Linked DNA regions of Homo sapiens: regions 2, 3 and 4 are each linked to region 1. The links are chromatin loops, found by intact Hi-C in ENCODE. Cell type or tissue: Caco-2. All regions are shown on one strand. Region 1 has its middle 28 kb from the start of THBS4-AS1. Region 2 overlaps SERINC5 (serine incorporator 5). Region 3 overlaps SERINC5 (serine incorporator 5). Region 4 overlaps SERINC5 (serine incorporator 5).

Region 1 (5,000 bases):
CTCGCTCGCCCAGGCTGGAGTGCGGTGGCACAATCTTGGCTCTCTGCCTCCGGGGTTCAAGCGATTCTCCTGCCTAAGCCTCCTGAGTAGTGGGGATTACAGGCGTGCACCACCAGGCCCGGCTAATTTATATATATATATATATTTTTAGCAGAGACAGGTTTTTACCATGTTGGCCAGGCTGGTCTTGAACTCCTGCCCTCAAGTGATCCACCTGCCTTGGCCTCCCAAAGTACTGGGATTACAGGCATGAGCCACTGGGCCTGGCTGGCATTTCTGCATTTTTAATACCTTGGGAACAACCACCACCCCTCAAAATGACAGTGGCTCATCTTTGTCAATTATACCTTAATAAAGCTGGAGGAAAATTAATAAAATGGACTACAAAAGAAGAAGAAGAAGAAGAAGAAGAAAAGAAAAGAAAGTAGCCCAAGTTCTCTGTACCTCCCAGATGCCCCAGTGAAGGGCCTCAGCTGTGATGAGAAAACCCAGCAGCCCAATTCCTGGCAACTCTCCTGGGATCTGGAATGATGGTGTGCCTGGGCACAGCCTTCCTATCTGGCCCGAGAGCCAGCTGGCACCATTGGAGTGAGGAGAGGGCTCTGAGCTTTCCCAGTAGGCTGGCAACCTCCCAGGCTCCCTCCCCCAGCCCCTATAAAACCATCTGGAAAATGAAAATAATACCTTCTGCTTCCTACCAAGCTCCAGGGACCCTGTGAGGAACAGGGAGATACTATCCCCATACCCCACACATTCCTGGAGGAGGTTGCCCTGGAATAAGCTATTGCCCCGCCTCTTTCACCCCAAGTGGCAGAAACGAGGGCCACTCAGTGCTCTGTCCAGCTGCTCTTGCTTCCCCTCAGGAGCCACTTCTGCTTCCATCCCACCTGATTGGAGTGGGCTTCCCACAGGCCCCCGCTCCGCAGCTCCTCAGTGCTCTCCTCCTCCTCCCTGCTCCCCCGAGCCCAGCCCAGTCTGAGGTCCATCCCCCTGTGAGGGGAGCTGAGCAGTGCTGCAAACTCAGTGCTCCTGAGTACCCTGGGGATTTGCTGAACTGCACATTCTCATTCTGTAAACCGGAGCTGAGCCTCTGCACGTCTAACCTGCTCCCTGGCAATGCTGCTGTTACTGAGCAGAGTGGAAAAGTGCTAGACAATACATTGGGGGGAAATTTCAGTCTCAAATGCATTGGAGCAGAAACCAGAACTCCCTGTCAAGCTGCTCTGTGGGTTTTTGAAGCGAAGTGTGTTGCTCTTCACTGGCTGCTCTGAGCTGCTCAGAGCGGGGGACAGAAGCTGGGTCTACCCGAGCATCTGTCCAGCCACATCCCCTCACTCTTCAGGGTGGCACTGGGCACACAGCCCCAGAGTCAAGGTGGCATTTAGCTGGGCCTTCAGTCCGGCACCAGCAAGTGCTCTTTAACTTGGGGTCCTTGGAGTCCATAGGTGGGCACAGCTCAATTTGGGGATGTACCTGAGAAAAATGCTTCCCAGATGGGCTTCTCTGCCCCATCCCTCTCTCCACCGGGCCTGGCCAGACCCCAGGGTGAATTGTTCTAATTCCTTGCACTTTTTCCTGGCAGGGTCTCCAGGCTCATGAAATCTGCCTCTTGCCAAAGGCAGAGGATCCACTGGCAGCAGGGAGCACTGGCTGCAGTCAGGCAGGTGCAATCATTTTTTAATGACATCTTTTCCCCCTTATCAAAATTGTGCAATTCACTTTAGAATATTTAGAAAATATTGGAAAATGTAAAGAAGGAAGTAATCCTGCAATCCTACAACTCAGAAATGATGTTTCAGCACTTTGGAAAATATCCTTCCAATCTTTCACATGCACAGGTGTGGTCTGTATACGGCACTGGAGATCCCCAGCACCAAAAAGTTAACACTGTAGGAAAACTATTTATCCATGTCAGTTATTCTTTGAAAGTATGATGTAGGGGAAAAAAAAGGGGGGATCAGACTGTTACTGTGTTGTAACCGAGCGAGTTATACAGAAACGCCACACTCTGAGACGAATTGAGGAGTCCTTTATTAGCCAGCGACCGAGAGACGGCTAGTGCTCAAAATTCTCTCGGCCCTGAAGAAGGGGCTAGATTTTGTTTTATACTTTGGTTTAGAGAGGGGAGGGGGAGCCTAGCTGTAGCAGTCTTACAGAAGTAAAACAGGCAAAAGAAGTTAAAAAGACAAATGGTTACAGGAAAGCAAACAGTTCCAGGTGCAGGGGCTTTAAATCCATCACAAGGTGATAGACGCTGGGCTTTGGGTGCTATCAACCAGACAAAAACACAGGGGCTTAGGGTAATATCAACTGGACAAATTCCTGGGAACTGCGGACATAGCTTGCCACAGCATGTTATCAGTTAATTGCATTCTTTGATGTGCTGGGAGTCAGCTTGCACAAGTTAATTCCTTGAGGAAGGGGGTGGGTAAGGAGCCCTTGATGTCTTGCAAATGAAGGAGCCAAATGGAGTCCGTTCAGGTTTCTCAGCTAAGAGAGAGTCAATCAGGTTAATACAAGTTAGGGTATCACAAGTGTGTCTATTTAGAAAAGGAAGACTTAAGAAACTCCATTTTGATCTGTACCCTGAACAATGGTTTTGCCTTGAGATGCTGTTAATCTGTAACTTTTCTCCAGCCTTGTGCTCACAGAAACATGTGTTGTATGGAATTAAGGTTTAAGGGATCTAGGGCTGTGCAGGATGTGCCTTGTTAACAATATGTTTACAGGCAGTATGCTTGGTAAAAGTCATCGCCATTCTCCATTCTCGATTAACCAGGGGCACGATGCACTGCGGAAAGCCGCAGGGACCTCTGCCCAGGAAAACCGGGTATTGTCCAAAGTTCCTCCCCACTGAGACAGCCTGAGATATGTCCTCATGGGATGGGAAAGACCTGACCGTCCCCCAGCCCGACACCCGTGAAGGGTCTGTGCTGAGGAGAATTAGTAAAAGAGGAAGGCCTCTGTCTCATACCGAACGGAATGTCTCGGTATAAAACCCGATTGTAGAAAACCACACTGGCAGGAGGCGAGATATGCTGGCGGCAATTATTCTTTATTCTGTTATTCTTTACTACACTGAGATGTTTGGGTGGAGAGAAGCATAAATCTGGCCTACGTGCACATCCAGGCATAGTACCTTCCCTTGAACTTATTTGTGACACACATTCCTTTGCTCACGTTTTCTTGCTGACCTTCTCCCCACTATCACCCTGTTCTCCTGCCGCTTCCTCTTGCTGAGATAGTGAAAATAGTAATCAATAAATACTGAGGGAACTCAGAGACCGGTGCTGGTGCAGGTCCTCCGTATGCTGAGCGCCAGTCTGCTGGGCCCACTGTTCTTTCTCTATACTTTGTCTCTGTGTCTTACTTCTTTTCTCAGTCTCTCGTCCCACCTGACGAGAAATACCCACAGGTGTGGAGGGGCAAACCACCCCTTCATGTGATGTTTAGGCCGGGTGCAATAGCCCGCGCCTGTAATCCCAGCACTTTGGGAGGCCGAGGTAGGAGGTTCACTTGAACCCAGGAGTTCAAGACCAGCCTGGGCAACATAATGAGACCTCATTTCTAAAAAATAAATAAATAAATAAAAATTGTTTTAATTAGCTGGGCATGGTGGTGCACACCTGTAGTCACAGGTGCTCGAGAGGCTGAGGTGGGAGAATCAGTTCAGCCCAGGAGTTCAAGGCTGCAGTGAGCTGTGATCGCACCACTGCACTCCAGCCTGGACAATAAAGTGAGACCGTGTCTCAAAAATAGTATGATTTTTTTAATAGCTGCATAATAGTCTCCCCTATGGATATTTTTATTGTTTACTTAATGCTTGCCCTATTTGGGGCCATTGAAGTTGTTTAATTCTTTTTCCAATATAAATAATTTTATTCTGGCCATGTTTTTATTGAAATCTCTAACCCTATAATCTCTTTTTTTCCTTAGAATAGGTTTCCAGGATTGGGATATTGGAACAAAAGGTTAAATATTCTTAAAGTTCCTGATAGATGTTGTTGAATTGTTTCCAGAAAGCTTCAACAAATTCATCCCCTCTAGCCATAGTGCCTGTTTCAAGAAATGATCAGCATTGTCCATTATCTTCTTTTATTTTTTCCCAATTTGGTAGGTAAAACTAGTATCATTTCTAGTCTGCATTCTGCTTGACTCTCGTGTGGCTGAACATTTTTTTCTGAGTGGCATAGCCATTCATGTTTCTTCTGTGACGGGTCTGGACACATCCTCAGTGCTCTCATTTTCAGGAGAGCAAGGATGGGGAACGAGGGGATATGCATTGTATTAGTTTGTTTTCATGCTGCTGATAAAGACATACCAGAGACTGGGAAGAAAAAGAGGTTTAATTGGACTTACAGTTCCACATGGCTGGGGAGGCCTCAGAATCATGGCAGGAGGTGAAAGGCACTTCTTACATGGCAGCAGCAAGAGAAAAAGAGGGAGAAGCAAAAGCAGAAAACCCTGATAAACCCATCAGCTCTCATGAGACTTATTCACTATCACAAGAATAGCACGAGAAAGACCGGCCCCCATGATTCAATTACCTCACCCTGGCCCCCTCCCACAACATGTGGGAATTCTGGGAGATACAATTCAAGTTGAGATTTGGGTGGGGACACAGCCAAACTATATCATGCATCACCACCTGATGGCACCCACCCATAACCTCTGCCATGCTGTGTGCCCCCCCACCCATGCCTGTGGGCGAGGCTCCCCAGGCCTGGTGCCTTTGCTGCCAGACTCTGGGTACTTCCATTCACACTCCCATCTCTGGGTGTCCTCAAGATAACCCGATGTTCCCAGGATCCTTCCCTCAATTAACAATGACCTGCCCTAGCCCCATTTCTTCAGCACCGTCTCCATGCTAAGTTACAAGGAGTGGGCCCAAACAAACAACTGAAAGCTAAACGTCTTCACCTAACCAAAATGTTGGCCGTCTGTATTAGTCTGTTTTCATACTGCTATAAAGACTACCTGAGACTGGGTAATTTATAAAG
Region 2 (5,000 bases), 93 kb after region 1:
AAATTTAAAAATTAAAACAAGAATTCTCCACCAAAAGCATCAGATAGAATCTACACTACTACTAAAGATCAAGCTGTTGATTGGTTTTCCTGTTTAGCCAGAAGGCATTGGATCCTGGAAAGCATAGAGCAGGCTTCAGGAAGGTTCAAGGAAACCAGGTATACCCCAAAACACATGGGGGTACATGGACCCCATCTTCTAAATCATGTTTTTCCCACACACCCTCATCAAACATCGGAAATAGGACGAGCTGAACACGGACAAACTTACGTGCTCTTTCATCTTGTGAGCCACGGTTGTTGACATCATGATGCAGCAGAGGACGACGACCAGAATGAAGTAGAGGGCGTACATGAAGCGGGTGCTGAGGGACTGCCGAATCCTGGGGCAGCAATCACAGCAGAGAGAGCAGCCTGCAGACCCACAGCAGCAGGCCAGCTAGAAAAGGAACAGAAGGCATCTGCTTAGAGCATGATACTGTGATAGAATAAGAAACATGGCCAGGCACTGTGGTACACATCTGGAGTCCCTGCTACTCGGGGGGCTGGAGGATCACTTGAGACTAGGATCGCTTGAGACCAGAGTTCAAGTTTAGCCTGGTCAACACAGCAAGAACCTGTCTCTAAATAAATATATATACACATATATATATATATGTGTATATATATTTATATATATTGAGACAGTCTATATCTAATGTATATTTTATATATACATATATACATACACACATGCACATATACACACACACACACATATATATATTTTTAATAAGGCCCAGTGCAGTGATTCACACCTTTAATCCCAGAGCTGTGGGAGATCAAGGTAAGAAGATTGCTTGAACCCAGGAGTTTGAGATCAGCCTGGGCAACACAGCAAGACCCCATCTCTTACAAAAAATTTTTTCTTTAATTAGCCAGGCATGGTGGCACAAACCTGTAGTCCCAGCTACTTGGGAGGCTATCTCCATGAAAAACATGACCAGGAAAAAAGAAAACAATCATATTAGGTTGGTGCAAAAGTAATTGTGGTTTTTGCCATTACTCTACATATATATATACAAAAATTTGGTCTGGTGCAAGGGCTTCTAAAACTTCTGGAATTTCCTGAGTGACAGAGGTTAACAGGAGAGTATTTCGTTACTAATGCTCTTTTCAGTCATACCAGAGCTTGTACTAATGAGGCAACTCTTCCTGGGTCCCTAGATAGCTTCAGGATGGAAGGCTGGCTATCAGTGGAACCAACCATGTGGTTTAGAGGGTCGGAACTTTCAGGAGCACACACCTGGGCAGGGACTGAAGACTGAGCTAATTACCAATAGCCCATGATTTAATCAGCCGCATGTACATAATAGTGCCTCCATAAAAACCCTAATCAATGGGATTCAGAGCTTCCAGTTTGGTGAACGCATCCATGTGCCTGGAGGGTGGTGCACCCAAACTCCAAGGGAACGATGCTCTGGCGCTCGGGACCCTTCCGGACAGTGCCCTGTGTACCTCTTCATCTGGCTGTTCATTTGTCTCCTTTATAATAAACTGGTAATCGCCAGTAAAGAGTTTTGGTGAGTTCTGTGATCCATTCTAGCCCATTATTGAACCTAAAGAGGGGATGCTGGGAACCCCTGATTCATAGCTGGTCAGTCAGAAGTATGGAAGGCCTAGATTTGCAATTGGCATCTGAAATGAGAAAAGTCTTGTGGAACCCAGCCCTTAACCTGTGAGGTCTGTGCGAACTCTAGGTAGTTAGTGTCAGAATTGAATTAAATTGTGGGATGCCCAGTTGGTGTCCTGTACTGAGTCACACCACTTTACCAACGTATTCACCCAGGTCTTCTGTAGGTCGACCTTCCAAGCTACAAGATGAACATTCTTCCCAGGTACCTTGACCATAGGACATGCAGGAACAGTTCGGTGTGTGAACAAAGCTTTCATCGGAATTGTTCTGGTGCTATCTTTAATGACAACCATCAATGGTTTGGGAGATGCCCAATTATTACACAGAAAAGGCACAGTTCATCTGAAGTATTATAATCGTGACTCTCAGACAAAAAGATTTCTACAATCAGCTAAGAGCAAGAGAAGAAGCCAAGAACTAGTAAACAAAGTGGGAAGAACATGAAAAACAAAAAGTTGGGCCCAAGAAAGTGAGGGAGAAGAAAAGGAAAAATCAGTTAGGCAGACAGTTAAGGCTAGTCCTCAGAGAAACAGACTGAAAAATCACAGCTACACATACAAATAAGAGTTGCCTGGGGAAAAACAAAACTGCAGCTGCACTGATAAGAAAGCAGGGCCCAGCATAGAAGCCTTTTGTTCTTTGTGTGATTAGCAGGCTCCCAGGGAAAAGTTTCCTCTCCTTCTCAGGCACATACACGGTGGGCTCCGTGGGAACTTGCACAGGGAGTGGGGAGGTGCTGGGGGAGGCTTACCTAAAACACAGTTACACAAATGAGGAGCTGCACTTTGTGTTTACCCAACACATGCCCGTGTCTGCACTGATAAGGAGAGTTACACAGACAGCTGCACAGATAAGGGAACTTAGGCAAACAGCTACAGAGATGAGGGGAGTTTCTCATAAAAGCTTTCAGACTCAACTGTAAAAACAGCGACTCACTCAGGTCCTCCTTTCCATTGCACAGAGCTTTCTTCGTTCACTCCAACTTCACCCTTGTGTTCATATTAATCCTTACTTTTCTTGGTCGTGAGACAACGGACTTGGATAACACCTCGGACAACATGACCATCAACCCTAGACGGTTTCAAAAGGAACCTGTCAAAATCCATGAGCCTAAGGATGAATGTACAAGCACCCAGGGTGCTGGGATGGGAAAGGCCTGCAGCCATACACCCTTGTAGGAAATAATGAGAGTATGTAACTTGAAGCTCAAAAGAAATGGGTGCCTTTTACACTGCATTTCTACCAGAGTTTCATGTCCCAAATGGTAAGCTTTTTGGGTTAATGAGTAGGACGTGGGCCCAGAGGAGCACAGAGCTCCTGCTATACCACTAACAGCATACACATCTTTTCTTTGGGATCTTTAATAAACCATAAGGTAATAGAGGATGGTGATTAAAAGCTCAGGCTCAAAGCTTGGCTGGGTTTGTGGCCTGGCTTTGCCACCTACTAGCTGTGAACTACAAGCAAGTTATTTATCCTTTAAAAACTCAAGACTTGGCCAGGCACGGTGGCTCACACCTGTAATCCCAGCACTTTAGGAGGCCAAGGCAGGCGGATCGTGAGGTCAGGAGATCAAGACCATGACCATCCTGGCCAACATGGTGAAACCTCGTCTCTACTAAATACAAAACAAAACAAAACAAAACAAAACAAAAAACAAAATATTAGCCGGGTGTGGTGGTGCACAAAAAAAAAAAAAAAAAAAACCTCAAGACTTCTCGTTTATAAAGTGGGGGTGGCAGAAGTACTACATGGTGTCTTGGATAACCTAATCAGACACAACTGGCACCAGAAAGGAGTCCCTGTTAAGCCAACAGGGCAATGCTACAAGAAATTACCATAAACTGCAGATTACAATAAAATCTGTATGTATTAACACTATACTCTATATAAACCTAAAGCCCAACAATTCAATCTTTTGATAATGATTTGGAAGGAAGTTTGAGACTCTGCAAGGCTTCAAAACAAGCATCAATTAGAATGCTACACCATAAACATCACTTACAATGAGCTACGATCACAGGTATATGGGTAAGACAACATACCATAATGGTATGACAGATCTTGGAATCACAGTCATTTCCCTAGTTATCTCATCTACTTCATGAGACTGTCATTGTTTGAGCCCTGTGTCATTCTCTACTGTTTCATCACTACAAATTTTTCCTAACCAACTCTCTCCATCTTACGTCCGATTTTCCAAGCCAGCTTCCTCCAGATTCTTCTTGACTCACAAAACTAAGCCACTGCTTTGTAAAAGAAGACATTCTACTCGGGCTGAGATAAGAGAATACACAAGTGGTATCCTAACATTACTGCATGTGTGGGTGTTTTATGGGCCACTTTCCTTTACAATTCCTTCACTGATGTTCTCAATCTCTGATTTTACTGACCTCTTTCCACTCACATGCCCCAATTTTAAACACATACACATACAACTGTCCCCTCCCCACTGCTTTAGCTGGCTTTTCTCTGGGTCCTGCCTCCTGAACCCTTTCCTAACTGCCTCCTTCACTGATTGCTTTTTTTTTTTTTTTTTTTAAGAGACAGAGTTTCATTGTGTTACACAGACTGGCCTCAAACTCCTGGGCTCAAGTAATGCTCCTGCCTCAGCCTTAGCTGGGACTACAAGCACAGGACACCATGATACCATGCCTGGCTGGTTGCTAACTCTCTGTTACCCTGTGGTCTTAGATAACTTCTCACTATATATATATATATATTTTTTAGACGGAGTCTCACTCAGTCGCCCAGGCTGGAGTGCAGTGGCACGATCTTGGCTCACTGCAAGCTCCGCCTCCTGGGTTCACACCATTCTCCTGCCTCAGCCTCCCGAGTAGCTGGGACTACAGGCGCCCGCCACCACGCCTGGCTAATTTTTTGTATTTTTAGTAGAAATGGGGTTTCACTGTGTTAGCCAGGATGGTCTCAATCTCCTGACCTTGTAATCCGCCGTCTCGGCCTCCCATAAAGTGCTGGGATTACAGGTGTAAGCCATGGTGCCCAGCAACCTCTCACTGTATTTCAAGTTCAAATGTGATCAACAAAATACTTATTCTATTTGGGAAAATAAGTATTTTGGAAACAGTTAATGCCTCCCACAATAAAACATTCCCACAGCTGAATCAACATTTAAACTTACTATTATCTCCACAGAGGGAAAAATAAACAGATACAAACATCACTGTGAGCCTAATTGGAACTGATCATCTAAAGGCAGACAAATAGCAACAGAAGGGACATGATTGTGGAAAATGTAAAAAGAAAGCCCTATTGGTTTAACCCTATTCTGTCATTAAAGTCATATGCCATTGTATGGATCTGAT
Region 3 (5,000 bases), 73 kb after region 1:
GATAAGTAGATAAACAAGCACAGTCTTCAACTATCAGTCCTCACTGGAGGACTCTGTGGCCATAAAAAGGGTAGGTACGGTTCTAACTCGTGACAAGCACCTGGCATCTGCCCCGAAGGCTCTGCCCACATCAAAGACTGTTTCTTGCACAACCAACCAGATTAACCAGCCCAGACCAGGAAATTCTTTTTTTCTTTATTGCTCTCCCTGGACTACTTCATTAACCCTTTTCCTATTCCCTTTCTCTTAATGTTAAATGTTATTTTGTTTGTTGCACAATGTTTAATCAGTAACATTTATATATTGACAGAGTATACGATTGTGTACGGTTTGCAATACTGACTGGCTGGTGCAGAGGCTGGAACCTGTGTGCCTGCAGATCTAATGAGTGGATGAGAAGTACTAAGAAGAATTGGCTCCCTGGGAACTCCACATAGCTGGTGGCTTTTGTAACTGAAATAGCATCAGTTAAGTCCAACATTATGGAAAGACACAAATGTTCGTGGACCTGGTTACCTCTGACCTTGGCGTCACTCACAAAAACCAAGATATGCCACCCTAAAACATTCTTCTTTGCGTATTTCAAGCTCGTTATTCTGAGAAGCTGAAGACACAGGAGTAGCTCTGCAAAGCTGCTGTTTTATACAAAAAATTTACATCTGTAGAGGAAATCTACATTAGTAAAGTGTATCAGACGTTTATTCACCATACATTTCTTCCCCTCACTCTCCCATTACGTGTTGCCAGCAACTCCCAGAGGCCCCAAGCCCCTATTCCTCTCTGTAGCTCAACATGCCATAAGCTTCTATCATCTGACCGCCCCCCCCCCCTCCGCTTTTTTTTAATTGAGACCTCTGTTGCCCAGGCTGGAGTGCAGTGGCGCAATCTCGCCTCACTGCAACCTCTGCCTCCCAGGTTCAAGTGATTCTCCTGCCTCAGCCTCCAGAGTAGCTGGGATTACAGGCGCCTGCCACCACGCCTGGCTAATTTTTGTATTTTTAGTAGAGATGGGGTTTCACCATGTTGGCCAGGCTGGTCTTGAACTCCTGGCCTCAAATGATCCGCCCACTTCAGCCTCCCAAAGTTCTGGGATTACAGGCGTGAACCACCATGCCCAGCCTATCTGACCCTTTTTAAAATTGCTTTTTCTCCTGTAATTGGTCTTATGTCAATTTAATTTGCTTCCAGAGAAAGAACCTAGAAGAGTGGAAGGAAGCCATTTTTCCCTTCTCTACAAAGGCAAGGTCTTGCTGGGAAGGGCCAGGTGCATGCCAGACTTAGCAGTCAGGCCCCCATCCTGTAAGCAAGGGGAAAAGCACTACTGAAGCTAGAACACCTTTGGCTACAAAGTGGAAGACGTGGTGAAAGGGTACAGACTTGAGGCAAGGGGACAAGTTTGAAGGCCACTGGGAACAGGTGAAGAAGGTAACCCCAGGCAGAGAAACCAGAGATTCTGCAGGTAGAGCTCACAATTGGCAGGAGAGCACAGATGACAAGAATGAAGCACAAGAATGAGACAAAGCTGTTTTGTTTTCTTCTTTTTTTATGGCATTGCCGTTTGGGGTGGAGGGAGGGTGGAGGGCAGAGGACAGACAGCAGAAGTGAAGAACAAAGCAGGAGTTTGCTCTTTAACACCTTAGGGCATCACCAAGGGGTATCCCAGCGAGAACAGTCTGGTCTGGAAATTGCTTTAGAACAGCAATTGGGGCTGGATACAGGAAGTGTCAGGCCTCTGAGCCTAAGCCAAGCCATCTCATCCCCTGTGACTTGCACGTATCCCCTGTGACTTGCACGTATACGCCCAGATGGCCTGAAGTAACTGAAGAATCACAAAAGAAGTGAAAAGGCCCTGCTCTGCCTTAACTGATGACATTCCACCATTGTGATTTGTTCCTGCCCCACCTTAACTGAGTGATTAACCCTGTGAATTTCCTTCTCCTGGCTCAGAAGCTCCCCCACTGAGCACCTTGTGACCCCCGCCCCTGCCCACCAGAGAACAACCCCCTTTGACTGTAATTTTCCATTACCTTCCTAAATCCTATAAAACGGCCCCACCCCTATCTCCCTTCGCTGACTCTCTTTTCGGACTCAGCCCGCCTGCACCCAGGTGAAATAAACAGCCATGTTGCTCACACAAAGCCTGTTTGGTGGTCTCTTCACACCGACGCGCATGAAAGGAAGCACCCGCAGGCGGGTAATGAGAAGTCAGTCACACAGGTGCTTTCTGGAGGAACCTCAATTTTTAGCTGTGTTTAAACATGAGTGATGAAACAGCATGGTTAAAATTTTCAGGTGCTGAAATATGGTAGGGGACACACACAAAAATGAATGTTTCAGAGAGTCTAACCCAAAACAAAAGTTACACCTGTATGAGTAGTGCCAGTAACGAGGAGGTAATATTGCTTTGAATCTCTAAAAGCTACATTCATGGAGAAGCCATACCACTTCATTCATTAGGCTGTTTCATTTACACAGGATTTATTGCTCTAAAACATTCCCTAAATTATTTTCTTCCCCACCTTCTCTCTTCTACTCCATCAGCAACTCTAATTCCTGAACCACATCTTCCCCATAACACATGCACATTAGCACCTCTTTCATCTATACCAGCCCATCTTTCACCTTTAGACCTTCTCTGCCTCCCTACCTCTTTTTTCTTCCTCCAAAATCCATTTCAAGGAGAATGCTAACAGCAGCAGGCTGAGCCACCATCCCCAACAAATCCCCTCCCTTGTTTGCTTACTCCAGAATCTGGAATGCGGCCAGGGCCCTTTAAGGCTCATCACAGGGTGAGTACATTGACACTGTATATTCATCAAAAACAGGTAAACAACCCCCCTGCTCCAAATCCTAATCAAGACCTCCTTTATACTCTGTGGGTGACTTAGCACATTTAGTTTTCAGTATGTGGTAAGTATTTTTGGGCAAAGAACCTCCAAGGTGAACAAGCTAGCAGGATTCTGGCAAGGGGAATTTGCTCCGATTAAATATTTGCTGTTCCAAAGTCCACCCCATTTTTGGAAAAAGAAAAAATACATCACATACAAATTCCACACCACAGGGTGAAAGGAATGTGCCTGCTAAGGGTGTTACCTCTTAAGTCTGGCTCTGGGCACCCAAGGACAGGGCACTTAAGCCAGGCTCACACACTGTATGTTGTTTCTTTTTTTTGATGCAGTCTTGCTCTGTTGCCCAGGCTGGAGTGCAGTGGCGCAATCTCGGTTCACTGCAACCTCTGCCTCCCAGGTTCAAGCGATTCTCCTGTCTCAGCCTCCCAAGTAGCTGGGATTACAGGCATACACCACTATGCCCAGCTAATTTTTGTATTTTTAGTAGATGGGGTTTTGTCATGTTGGCCAGGCTGGTTTCAAACTCCTAACCTCAGGTGATCTGCCTGCCTCGGCCTCCCAAAGTGCAGGGATTACATGCGTGAGCCACCGCATGCAGGCTGTATGTTGTTTCTATACAGACCCCTGAGAACAAGGCGTTTCCCTCCAACCCTCAAAGCAACCAAACTCAAAGCCACAAACTATCAAGTAAGAATAAACAGCTCATAAGACTTCCATTCCTAACTCCACTGCTAACTTGAGCTAGCTACACACATACACACCCTGAGCCTCAGTTGTGCCATCTGTAAAATGAAACAATACCGACACCCATTTCATGGAGTTGCCTGAGAATTACATCAGATAACACCTGTGAAGTGCTTACCACGGTTCCTAACCCATAGTAGTCATTAAGTTAACTTCTTTAATTCTAAAGCACTATTATGTTATATTTCATGCGCGTCCGTGTGAAGGGACCACCAAACAGGCTTGTGTGAGCAATAAAAGCTTTTAATCACCTGGGTGCAGGCGGGCTGAGTCCGAAAAGAGAGTCAGCAAAGGGAGATAAGGGTGGGGCCGTTTTATAAGATTTGGGCAGGTAAAGGAAAATTACAGTCAAAGGGGGTTCGTTCTCTGGTGGGCAGGAATGGGAGTCGCAAGGTGCTCAGTGGGGGAGCTTTTTGACCCCGGATGAGTCAGGAAAAGGACTTTCACAAGGTAATGTCATCACTTAAGGCAAGGACCGGCCATTTACACTTCTTTTGTGGTGGAATGTCATCAGTTAAGGCGGGGCAGGGCACATTCACTTCTTTTGTGATTCTTCAGTTACTTCAGGCCATCTGGGCATATACCTGCAAGTCACAGGGGATGCGATAGCTTGGCTTGGGCTCAGAGGCCTGACATTATATAAAAATAATTTCGGGGAAGAGACTCAGGTACATTACATGATCCACAAACTAATGCATTCCGATTTAAACATGGTGGGAAACTGAACATCTTAGAATTAGTAGATGCTCTATTCACTTTACCAAAGGATCTACTACCTTTGGATTGAAAGATTAACTTTCTTGTTTTGAAAAAAAAAAAAAAAAAAAAAAAAAAAAAGACAGAGTTTCACTCTTGTCGCCCAGGCTGGAGTACAGTGGTGCGATTTCAGCTCACTGCAACCTCTGCCTCCCAGGTTCAAGTGATTCTCCTGCCTCAGCCTCCCGAGTAGCTGGGATTACAGGTGCCTGCCACCATGCCTGGCTAACTTTTTGTATTTTTAGTAGATATGGGGTTTCACTATGTTGGCCAGGCTGGTCTCGAACTCCTGACCTCAGGTGATCCACCCGCCTCGGCCCCCTAAAGTGTTGGGATTACAGGCGTGAGCCACCGCGCCCGACCTGTCAGTAAGGTGAATCTTTCCTTGGTACATTTATATTAGAACTGAGGTCCAAAAAATAGCACTCACTACTTGTCCTTCAGAGACCTAGCCACCATCCAGAAGAAAGCATTCTGAACTCACAAATTAGGAAAAACATTTCCAAAACATGAAAACAAGTAATAAACTCAACAAGATGCAAGGGAGAAGAAAATTCACGTAATTTTGTTTACACAGGAGAGATGCTAGCTATGTCCCTAAAACAACTTCAATCCCAGGCAAATAAACAACAAAAAAGCTACAGGAAGACC
Region 4 (5,000 bases), 54 kb after region 1:
GCTCCCGACCTCAAATGATCCACCCACCCTGCCCTCCCAAAGTGCTGGGATTACAGATGTGAGCCAATGCACCCAGCCAAAACACTACTAATTTTTGTATGTTGACTTTGTATACTGCAATATTACTGAATTCATTACTCAAATCTAACAGTGTTTTGGTGGAGCCTTTTGGGTTTTCTAGATATAGAATCACATCATCAACAAACACGACAATTTGACTTCCTCTCTTCCAATTTGGATACCTTTTATTTCTTCCTCTTGCCTGAGTGTCCTGGCTAGGACTTCCAGTACTATGGTGAATAGGCATGGTGAAGGCAGGCACCCTTATCTTGGTTCAGTTCTCAAAAGTAATGCTTCCCATTTTTCCCCACTCAGTATGATACTGGCTGCGGGCTTATCATATATGACCTTTATTATTTTAAGTTGTATTCCTTCTATTATTTTAAGTTATGTTCCTACTTTATTGAGGGTTTTTTTTTTTACCATGAAAAGATGCTGAATTTTAACAAATGCTTTTTCTGCATCTATTGAAATGATCATATGGTTTTTATCTTTAATTCTGTTTATGTAATATGTAATGTATGATGTATCATATTTATTAATTTGCATATGTTGAACCATTCTTGCATCCATGGTATAATACCCACTTGATCATGGTATATTATCTTCTGATGTACTATTACATCGTGTTTGCTAGTATTTTGTTGAAGATTTTTCCATCTATGTTCATCAGGGGTATTGGTCTGTAATTTTTTTTTGTTGTGTCCTTGTCTGGTTTTGGTTTTCAGGGTGATATATCTGGCCTTGTATAATGAGTCAGGGAGAGTTCTCTCCTCCTCCATTTTTTGGCACAATTTCAGGAGGATTGGTATTAGTTCTCCCTTATATGTTTGGTAGGATTTGGCTATGACTCCATTCGGTCCTGGCTTTTTCTTATTGGAAGATTTTTTAAATCACTGATTCAATATCACTACTCATTATTGGCCTGTTTAGGATTTCTATTCCTTCTTGCTTTCCAGAAATGTATCCATTTCCTCTAGCTTTTCTAGTTTGTAAGTATATGGAAGTTCATAATAGTCTGTAATGATCTTTTGTACTTTTGTGGTTATTATTGTGATTTTTCCTTTTTCATTTCTAATTTTGTTGATTTGGTCTTCTCTCTTCTTGGTTAGTCCAGGGGCTTATCAATTTTGTTTATCTTTTCAACAAACCACCTTTTTTTTGTTTTGTTGATCCTCTGTATTGTTCTCATGGGTTTTTTTGGGGGGGAGGGGGGTCTTTATTTTATTTAGTTCCTTATTTTATTTTATTTTTTTGAGACAAAGTCCCTGTCTATTGCCCTGGGTAGAGTGCAGTGGTGCAATAAGAGCTCACAGCTCACTGCAGCCTCAACCTCTGGGGCTCCAGTGATCCTCCCACCTCAGCCTCCAGAGTAGCTGGGACTACAGACATGTGCCACCATGCCTGGCTAATTTTTTGTATTTTTTTGTAGGGACAGGGTTTCACCATGTTGCCCAGGCTGGTCTCAAACTCCTGGGCTCCTGCAATCTGCCTGCCTCAACCTCCCAAAGTGCTAGGATTACAAGCATGAGCCAACTCACACAGCCCTGATCTTTGTTATTTCTTTTGTTCTGCTAACTTTGGGTTTGATTTCTTCTTGATTTTCTAGTTCCAGGTGCAATGTTAGGTTGTTAATTTGTAATCTTTCTGCTTTTTTCATATAGGCATTTAATGCTATAAACTTCCCTGTGTATGCTGTGGTTTCAAGAATCTTTATTCTTAGGCTAATTAAAAAAATGTAGAGCACTTGAAATTTAAAATAACTTTTTTTCTGTTTTTTTTTTTTTTTTTTTTTTGTAGAGATGCTATGTTGCCAAGGCTGGTCTCAGCTCCTGGCTGCAAGCAATCTTCCTGCCTCAGCCTCCCAAGGTGCTTAGATTACAGGCATGTGCCACCACGCTCAGCCTTTTTTTTCTGTTTTAAAGGGATACCTGCCATTTAAAAAATATTGTAAATAAAAATCCCAGTAAGTTAAAGCCAGAAATTAATACATAAACAGTCATAAAAGAAAGTCTTAAAGAGACTAAATTTATGTAAACTTACAGAGTCAAGATAGAGTATTTAAAAAAAAAACTTAAATCCAGGTTAGGCAATAGTTACTTAAGACCTCCACTTACATTACTTTCCACTATAAACAGCAACAAGGACAAACCCATAAATACTATGTGTATATGCTAAAACTTTCAAAATTATCACTGCACCAGCTTTCCAAATTTAAAAGAGGAAACAACTTCAATTCTCTTAGACACTACATTTATTTGACTTATATAAGCTCAAATATACTCAAACATACATTTATATATGCTTATGTGTATGTATGTATATATGTATGTATGTCTGTGTATATTTACATTTATACATCACATAAGTAATAGAGAGGATAAGTAAGTTTCTGCAAGTTACTTAAGTAGCAGGATCAGTCTATAAACCAGGCAGTCCGACTTCAAAGCTCATGCTCTAATCACTATGTTCTGTTGTCTCTGTAAATAAATGTCATTTAAGACGAGTGGTTTGAGGTCACATAGCCAGTAAATCATGGATCTGTGCTCAGATCCTGCTCCCTGCTCCCCACTCCCCCACATTCTTTCCACTCTTTATTCCACTGCTATAGTCAGAAAAGAAAAGAAATACAACTAAAGAGGTTATTTAGGCCTAAAAGCAAACTCCACAGCCAAACCTTTCCTCCTGTCTGTCCTACACACCAGGAAGAATCGAAAAAGGGAATTTTCCTTTACATAGCTCAAGTTAAAGACTTTTTCATGAAAAAGTCTAGATCATCTCTCTACTGTGATTTGGTACATTTCTAACGTTTATTTTTATTTTTTAACTTAATTTTTGTGGATACATAGTAGGCGTACATATTTCTGTGGTACATGAGATGTTTTAATACAGGTGTGAAACATGTAACAATCACGTCATCTAAAATGGGGTACCCATCCCCTCATGCACTGATCTTTTGTGTTATACAAGCAATCCAATTATACTCTTTTAGTTATTTTTAAATGTACAATTAAATTTGACTATAGTCACCCTGTTGTGCTATCAAATACTAGGTCTTATTCATTCTTCCTATTTATTTTGTACCCATTAATCATCCTAACCTCCTCCCAAACCCTTCCCAGCCTCTGGTAACCATCTTTCTGCTCTCTATCTCCAAGGCCTCTCCAATATTTAAACAATAGCTCATTCCTCCATGAATGAAAATATTCACACCGCAAACACAAGCCCACTAACAGGCTGGCTTACCTACTTCTGCAGGTTTGCTGGACAGAGCTGAGAAGGTGAGGTAGGTGACATAGCAGCTTATGACCCCTGATTGTAAGAGCCCCGAGTGTGGCTGTCCTGAAAAGTGACAAGAGACAGACAACAGGTTTTAATTTGAAGAAAAAGAAAGCACATGCCTAAAAAACCTGATAGTCCCCATGACAGTCCTCAAACTTGAGCATCCACCTTTAAAGGAAAGAAAAGAGAAAAAAATGTAGTATGTTTCTCAGATAAAACTAAAAAGATATTAAGGGGGAGAGAGTTACACGCTGAACTGAACATTGCTACTTCAAAGACATCAGGTTCTGCCAAGTTATCTACCAATACTTTATCAAGCCTATGGCTACACTTAAAACACACTAACTAGTCTCCCTGAGGTTTGTAACATTAGTTCTTAAATCACAAGATCAGAAAAAAAATTACCATAGTTGTTGATAAAACCACATAGCTTAATTGGGGAGGGGAGTAAGTGGTAAACCAGATTTCATAGGGGATGTATTCTGGATTCTACAAGGTCATCACATACTACAGTCTATGACAGGGCAAAAAGCTCTTACCTGCCAATGATCAAAAAGCTTTTGGGGACAGAATACAAGAACTGCTCTTGGCTAAAGAGGAAGGCTATGGGGCTCAGCATTCACTGGGAGAATGGCTTTAAGGTTATTTATTTATTTATTCATTTATTTTTAACTTTTATTTTAGGTTTAGGGGTGTATGTGCAGGTTTGTTGTAAGGGGAAAATTGCCACAGGGGTTTGTCATATAGATTATTTCGTCACCCAGGTATTAAGCCTAGTACCCATTAGTTATCTTTCCTGATCCTCTCCTTCCTCCCACCTCCACCCTCTGATAGGCCCCAGTGTGTGTTGTTCCCCTCTATGTGTCCACATGTTCTCATCATTTAGCTCCCACTTTTAAGCAAGAACATGTGGTATTTGGTTTTCTGTTCCTGTGTTAGTTTGCTAAGGATAATGTCCTCCAGCCCCATCCACGTTCCTGCAAAGGACATGATCTCTTTCCTTTTTATGGCTACACCGTATTCCATAGATTCCATAGTGTATATGTACCACATTTTCTTTATTCAATCTACCATTGACGGGCATGTCGGTGATTCCATATCTTTGCTATTGTGAATGCCTGTGTCTTTATGTGAGAACCATTTATATTCTTTTGGGTATATACCCAGTAATGAGATTGCTGGACCTAATGATAGTTTTGTTTTTAGGTCTTTGAGGAATTGCCACCCTGCTTTCCACTATGGTTGAACTAATTTACATTCCCACCAACAGTGTATAAGTGTTCATTTTTCTCTGAAACTTCACAAGCCATCTGTTATTTTTTGAAAGTTATAATATTTCAAGGAAACTAAGGGTTCAGATCCTTCAGAGTAACCAGGATGTGATAAGGGATCTCTCTTTCTTTCCTGCGAAATTTTCGACCACTTGCCGACATAAAAGGATGCAGTTTTTACTCAGTCTTCCCTTTGGTCAAATTTGTTTCCAAAATTATCATTATTAAATTGTAATTACCAATAAAGACATAAAATAGACCCTGTTATAATGTTGCTCTTTGGCAAGGGAATAAGATTTTCCTTAGCACCTAATGGTATTAAACCAAGTATTTCAAAACATTATCCCTATTTCAAAAGGTAGGACTTAACCCAAAGATTTTAATCGG

What was found. Peaks named below come from ENCODE experiments on the same cell type or tissue, not always from the same donor. Only the 100,000 strongest peaks of a DNase experiment are listed, where the experiment ranks them.
Region 2: it touches region 1 in a loop (6-fold over the local background); 3 of 110 quality-filtered maps call a loop at or near these places.
Region 3: it touches region 1 in a loop (8-fold over the local background); 3 of 110 quality-filtered maps call a loop at or near these places.
Region 4: it touches region 1 in a loop (9-fold over the local background); 2 of 110 quality-filtered maps call a loop at or near these places.

What each region holds. Positions count from the first base shown.
Region 1 is chr5:80,109,213-80,114,212 of GRCh38, forward strand. It overlaps a transcript of SERINC5 not described here. Among named protein-coding and RNA genes, the nearest start is that of THBS4-AS1, 28 kb to the left of the region's middle. In Caco-2, no CTCF peak of the experiment used is centred here; DNase peaks (open chromatin) are centred at 812 and 2,339.
Region 2 is chr5:80,202,616-80,207,615 of GRCh38, forward strand. SERINC5 (serine incorporator 5) reads right to left here. Exons shown (of 12, transcript NM_001174072.3): 2 at 271-438. Among named protein-coding and RNA genes, the nearest start is that of SERINC5, 51 kb to the right of the region's middle. In Caco-2, CTCF peaks have their summits at 2,598 and 2,817; a DNase peak (open chromatin) is centred at 2,446.
Region 3 is chr5:80,181,726-80,186,725 of GRCh38, forward strand. The region is part of intron 2 of SERINC5 (serine incorporator 5); the gene reads right to left. Among named protein-coding and RNA genes, the nearest start is that of SERINC5, 72 kb to the right of the region's middle. RefSeq lists enhancers at 1,408-2,228, 3,873-4,694 and silencers at 2,042-2,336, 2,602-2,896. In Caco-2, no CTCF peak of the experiment used is centred here; DNase peaks (open chromatin) are centred at 106, 1,696, 2,736 and 3,106.
Region 4 is chr5:80,163,077-80,168,076 of GRCh38, forward strand. It overlaps SERINC5 (serine incorporator 5), which reads right to left. Exons shown (of 12, transcript NM_001174072.3): 7 at 3,307-3,402. Among named protein-coding and RNA genes, the nearest start is that of THBS4-AS1, 82 kb to the left of the region's middle. In Caco-2, no CTCF peak of the experiment used is centred here; a DNase peak (open chromatin) is centred at 2,595.